2 separate regions of the Homo sapiens genome follow, and region 2 is linked to region 1. A link is a loop called in an ENCODE intact Hi-C map of the cell type or tissue named here. Cell type or tissue: dorsolateral prefrontal cortex. All regions are shown on one strand. Each heading gives the region's core, and the rest is flanking DNA. Links, peaks and the distances in the headings are about the cores only.

Region 1 (2,919 bases), core at 90-2,589:
CAGATGAAAACCAGTGGTGTGGGCAGATACCCAGGTTGTTCACTGTGCACTAGATCCGAAAGTTATCTACCTTTTGATAGGAAACTTTGCAAGTATTTCAAACAGAGCTTTCTGGCCTTGACAAGGCCATGGATATTCTTCTTTACTATACTCTAAAGCAAGGCCAGATGCTTGCTTTAGAGTACTCAGGACAACATTGTAGTTAAAAGCCTGGGCTCTGGAGTCCAAGAAAACAGGGTTTTAGATTTGTCTCTGCCACTTATGAGTCATGTGGCCTTGGGCAGATTATTTTCCTTTCTGAATCAAATCTCCACATCTGTGCAATGGTGACAACTCCACTTATCTGCCAGTGTGTTCGAAGGACCATTTGAGACAACGCATCTGTAGCCTGGCACCAGCGTTCAGCCCACCACACCTGCTCAGTCCATGGGAGTTCTTACAGTCATTCATTTTTCCCATTCAAGAAGCAGAGGATTCCAGGAAGTTAATACTGTGGTAGAATCCCACTCACTATGGACCTTTAGCCTTTTACTCCTGAGGCCAGGGATCCAGTGCTTTAGTTTCCTGCATCTCATATTTACATGTTCACCATATCCACATACTCCCTGGAGAATTATTATTTCCTGTATATTTTCCTTAAACTCACTTTCAAAAACTGTATTTTTTGAAGCTAATTTTATTATATCTGTTTCATAAATAAGTGTGGATATTTTTATAATAATATTAAAATGATCATTATATAACTATTAACATTTACAAAGTTTGTTCTCGTATGGCCTGTCCTCATCTACACATCCCTGGAAGCACACCAAGCACCTTCCAGGCATCCTGTGTGTACTTCTCATACCTTAAGAGCTATCCAGCCATAGCGATGGGATTTCAACAGCCCTAGGGATTTAGAAGCAGTTCAGAGTATGGTATTTCTAATCTTTCCAATAATGTTTTATATGTCTCACTGCCGATATCTGACTCTGGGAATGGAATTATTTCTGGATCCTGAGGTTGCTTGTGAGGCTGCTGTGTAGCTCTCTGAATTAAATGGTTGGCCTGGCCTCGTTGCCATGGTGACAGGAATCAGTGCAAGCCGACCAGGTGACCAGCTGGATGGGGAAGCATCACAGATGTGGGCCATTTCTTTGTCAGTTATCTCAATGACTGTCATTTCCATCCCCTTGAGTTGGTCACATGAGCAGTCACCATCTCAGATCTTATCTCTGACATAGCCGGTGGGAGGGCCTGAAGACCTTGGAAGTTGGTCTAGGATGCATACCTTGGAAGACACACACAATTCAGTGATGTATTTTTAAAAAGAGTAAGAAAGATAAGCAAACCGGGTGAACACTGTCTATTTATTTACTGATGAATGCAACACCTGTTATAGAGTTGGTACTCCAAAATTTTAATTAAATGAGTGAATGAATAAACCAAGTACTAACACTGTACTATATAATAATCATATGTATGCTTCTTCAACCAGCATTTATTGACTATTTTCTGCATTCTTAGGACCAGGCTGAGGATAAAAGGGTAGAATAGCCTGAAAATGTGAAGCAGTCATCAGATGTCAGGGGGTGGGTAAGAGGAGAGAATCTGGGTGCTTTCTTAGGGAAAGAGAATGGATCATAAAATGGGATCACTGGAGCTGGAGGGTAAGAATCTTAGTTGGGGGGATCAGTTAGGCTAAGGGCAAGTCAGGGAAACACTTCTCAAGCCAATGGCCAGTTCATCCCCTTCCCTGAGAGAATGGCTTAGCCCTCCACACTCCAGAAACACTGCAATGAGGCAGACTTTCTAGGGTCGTGCTGCAGATGGTCCACTATGCTGCTTGCCTCTTTGGTTCCTCACAGGCCTGGTTTGGAGGGAAATGCTCTCTCTCGGGTGTCTTGCTGGACACTGTATCTCTTGGCTCCAACTTCCTTGGCCTAGCTTGCCGCATTCCAAGTCAAAATAGCTCATGCTCCTTCCGGGCGGCTCCCCAGGGCCTGGGGTGCATAGATCTGCATGGAGGGGGAGAGGGTCTGTGACTGGAGATCCTTCTTTTGATGGGTATCTCTCTGTGAGGCTCAGCCTCGGCCACCAGGCCCCATGTGCCCAGCAGAGATGCTGCCTGTGTTATCTGAGTACTTAGACCCTGGGTTTGCCCATCTATAGTCCATACCCACCCAAATAAGTCATGCCTGTGGAAAACTTTTTAGACAGTTTTAGTCCTTGTGATGAAGGAGAGCAAAATCTCTCTCCAGAATTGAAAATGCTTCAGCAGAGAAGTACTCTTGCAGTAAACTGGCTCCATCTAGCAGATCTACAAAATTAGTGGAGGGAAGCTTTGCAAACACGAATCTTTAGGGCATCTCAATGAGGATGCTTGGTTCTGTCCAGACTCATTGCCTTCCAAGTAATGAAATCATCTGGGAAACAAACTTATTAAAATATAAAACCCTTCTAGAATCCTTCTTCAAGCTTCAAAGGGAGATTTGGGGGAAGGAAATACTACCCCATTTTAATGATTGCAAAGATGTTTGGGGTGGGAGTTTGGGGGTGCACATTGTTTTTGGTGTCTAATTCAAATTTGGTTATGTGCTGTAGGTCAGTTTCCAGGGTGCACAGCCTGGACTAGGGTCTTCCTGAGCCTGGAATTTGGGACAGAAGGAGCTAGACCCACTCATCCAGCTTTGGGCTGCAGTGACTTAGAGGGATTAAGAGGCAAATCTTGCTCTGGCCATCCCGAAAAGGCTAGAGGACTCACCTCTGATGCATTTTACAATTCAAAGGGATGCCCCATTCCTTTGGAGACTTAGAACAAAAGCCAACTGAAGAGGTTGTCTCGGGTTGGGTCCCCAAGACAGAGATTCTTGTGCAAGTCATTCATTGTTGGAGAGATCTCCAGAGAAAAGGAGTGAGAGAAACAGGATCAGGCAGGAA
Region 2 (2,919 bases), core at 149-2,648, 58 kb before region 1:
CACTAGGTTTTTGACACCTGGCCCTGGGGTGACCTGAACAGTGGATAGTGGTCCCAAAGTGGGGAGTGAGAGTCTAATAAAGGAGATGGTTGGGTGTGAGCTCTGGATTGATTGGTTTGTATTTGAAAAGCACAGTCTTGGGTATGTTGCTCCCTATCTCTAGGAGCTGGTTAACCCTGGGAGGGGCAGTCCCTCAGGGTCAGCAAGATGCAGTATCAGAGCATTGAAATACAGGAAATGAAAGACGTGATTAATACACATCACTGAGCTGAAATGTCAGTGGTTTACCGAACAAGATAAGTAAAGATTTAGGACTACATTTGTGCTCACAGAAACCCCCATATATGGGAAATTTTCATGGGCAGTAAAACCAAGGAACCGCTGAACTGTATTCTCCCATGGAATTTCCTAAACCTGGCATCCATCAGCCCCTTTTGATCACTCCGCAGCGAGGGCTTGGGAAAGCTCTCTAGAGAGAAGCAGGCAGCTGAACAAGGTGCGAGAGAAAAGGAGCATCACCTTGAGTCTGAGCACATGGTGGGAACAAATGAGAAAACGTTCTTCAGGTGACCTCAGCTCAAGAAAGTGGACACTGCAGGAAGAACATTTCAATTCTGGAAAAAACAGAAAACTTTATAGAACCCTGGTCTGCACTGTTAGCATTGGTGCATTGGTGACAAATGATTTTTTTTTCTTTTGGAGAATTTGTCATTTTTGCTCAGAAAGAAACAAATAATACCTACAGTGAGGCATGCTATCTACCATTCTCTTTTTTTCTCTACATCCCTCTAATAGGCAGCACAGCTGCCTCTGGATGGTTATTTGTTCTTGGCTAATTACAAAGTAAAGGGATTTTACAGTCTTACAGATGGGAACTTAGAGATAGGATGCTTTTTTTTTTTTTCTGGAAAGAAATGGAGCTCATTTAATGCCTAATTAGGGAGAGTCACATGTGCAGGGTAAGGGGAATGGTGACTGCTAACCTGAAGGGAAGGAACTCTTTCCTTCTTGCTGGCATCATACAGGGATTCTGTCTCTTACTTTTGTAAGCCACTTAACAATTGACAGTTATCTTGGCAACAGCCAAGATATTCAAAATTTCAAAAAATTCAAAAAATTCAAAAAAGGCTATCTTTCCTTAGTCTTCCCCGTAGCTTGAGGTGCTCTGCATATCTTTGGACAGATACTTGTTGATCAACTGATCCAATTACTCCAGCTTTGGATTTTGCCAAAATTATTTACAAATGCTGCCCTCTCTATTTTGAGACAATGCACAATGGAGAGAGAACAGGCTTCCAAGTAAGGCAAGGCCAGGTTTAAATCCTGGCAGAGCCAATTACCAGCTGCAGAAAGTTGGGAAACTTAACTCCCCAGAACTTGAATTTTCTCCTCTGTAAAATGAGCATAACAGCACCTACTCCATCACTTCACTGACATGATTAAGTGGTACTGCCCATGCAAGAACCTGCCATCTTACAGACTTATCTTCAGTATATGTTTTACATTTCTACACCAAACAACATAGAAAAGGATTTTAGTAAAAAAGACATTCGTTGTCACCACTTATAGTCTATACCATAGCATTAAGTACAATTTCAAGGAGAAATGTTTTGGAAGGAGATTCATCTGCCCACTAAAATGTTAGGAATCCAGAATGATCTACTTGGCTAGATGATGTGCTCACAGTTCAGTACTGGACAGTTAGGGGTATCCCAGGGCAATTAGTATGTGCTTAAAGTACTCACGGTCACCTTTGGAGCTTTTTCCCCAGGCAAAGAGTGACCCAGCTGGAGTGCCCACCCCTGACAAGCACTGACCTGTAGACTCAGAATCCAAAGGTGACTGTAGTTTTCTCGTCTGTCTAGTGAGAGTCTGTGATAGCTTTCCTTATCTTTAAAGTCTCTTCCAGTTGGAACAGTCCTATAACAGCTCATGGTTATAGGAGAAACATAGAACAGAGAAAAGTCTGCCCTGCTGACTTGCCTACACCTCACATTGTAGTAGATGCCCAAACTGGTTCCAAGAATGAATGATATAATGATGCAGACATTCATTTTCTTGTCTCTTGGGTCTGCAGCTTAATCACCTGAAATTCTCTGTACCAAGTGACCTGCTGGCATGTCCTTCCTACAAGTGCTGACTTGTGCTTGGCAAGGAGACTGGTTTAAGATCTTCCTCAGTTCAAATGCAAATAGTGGAGATAATAATAGCTAACAGTTGTTGAGTATTTACCATGTGTCAGATAGTTTCCAGAACTTGGCACATGTCAGTTGATTCAGTCCTTACACCCTGAGGTAAGGATCACTGTTTTCATATCCTATACTAATATAATAGTACTTATGTTTTCCTAGTTGCACTGAGCCACTAATGGAACTTCTAATTGACCCGTCCTTTTTCAACGGTTGGGAATACTCTCCTCTGACTTCCTTTAAAAAAGCCATGTAAAAGGACCCAAGTAGAATTTCAGCTCATGATCTTGGCCTTATTTAGCATGACGCTCAGATTTATGTCTCTTGGACTTCACAGATGGATGTGAGAAAGAACTCCTGCTCTACCTGCTGAAAAGGTTCAGTATGCTCATGTAGATTTACTGACCCCAGTACTTTCAGGGGCTTCTCCAGGGGATATCTTCCCCACCTCAACCCTAGTTTCTGGCTGGATGCTCCCAGGAGCTTTGTGGCTGATAGACAGCACTAGAGCAAAGGAGCCCAGGAGGTCTTCTGGCTGCCTCTCTCATCATATCAGTCTTACTCTCTTTTACTCTTTTCTTGGTGTGTATTCATGTATCTGCTTTCACAGGCAGCCGGGTCCAGGGTCACCACTACACCTGGACCCAATCTTTACATCTCAGCTTCTAGGGATAATGGGACTCTCTCCCCATCTCTACTTGGGAAAACCCCAAAGAAGGGCTCTGATTGG

What was found. Hi-C counts contacts between places; a loop is a spot of excess contacts. Peaks named below come from ENCODE experiments on the same cell type or tissue, not always from the same donor. Only the 100,000 strongest peaks of a DNase experiment are listed, where the experiment ranks them.
Region 2: a loop joins it to region 1, with 4 times the contacts of the local background. A loop is called at or near these places in 1 of 110 quality-filtered maps.

Annotation. Positions count from the first base shown.
Region 1 is chr20:19,492,054-19,494,972 of GRCh38, forward strand. All of the region lies in intron 2 of SLC24A3 (solute carrier family 24 member 3), which reads left to right. Among named protein-coding and RNA genes, the nearest start is that of SLC24A3-AS1, 210 kb to the left of the region's middle. In dorsolateral prefrontal cortex, for the core only: no CTCF peak of the experiment used is centred there; a DNase peak (open chromatin) is centred at 1,097.
Region 2 is chr20:19,433,858-19,436,776 of GRCh38, forward strand. The region is part of intron 2 of SLC24A3 (solute carrier family 24 member 3); the gene reads left to right. Among named protein-coding and RNA genes, the nearest start is that of SLC24A3-AS1, 150 kb to the left of the region's middle. RefSeq lists enhancers at 75-134, 295-354. In dorsolateral prefrontal cortex, for the core only: no CTCF peak of the experiment used is centred there; no DNase peak of the experiment used is centred there.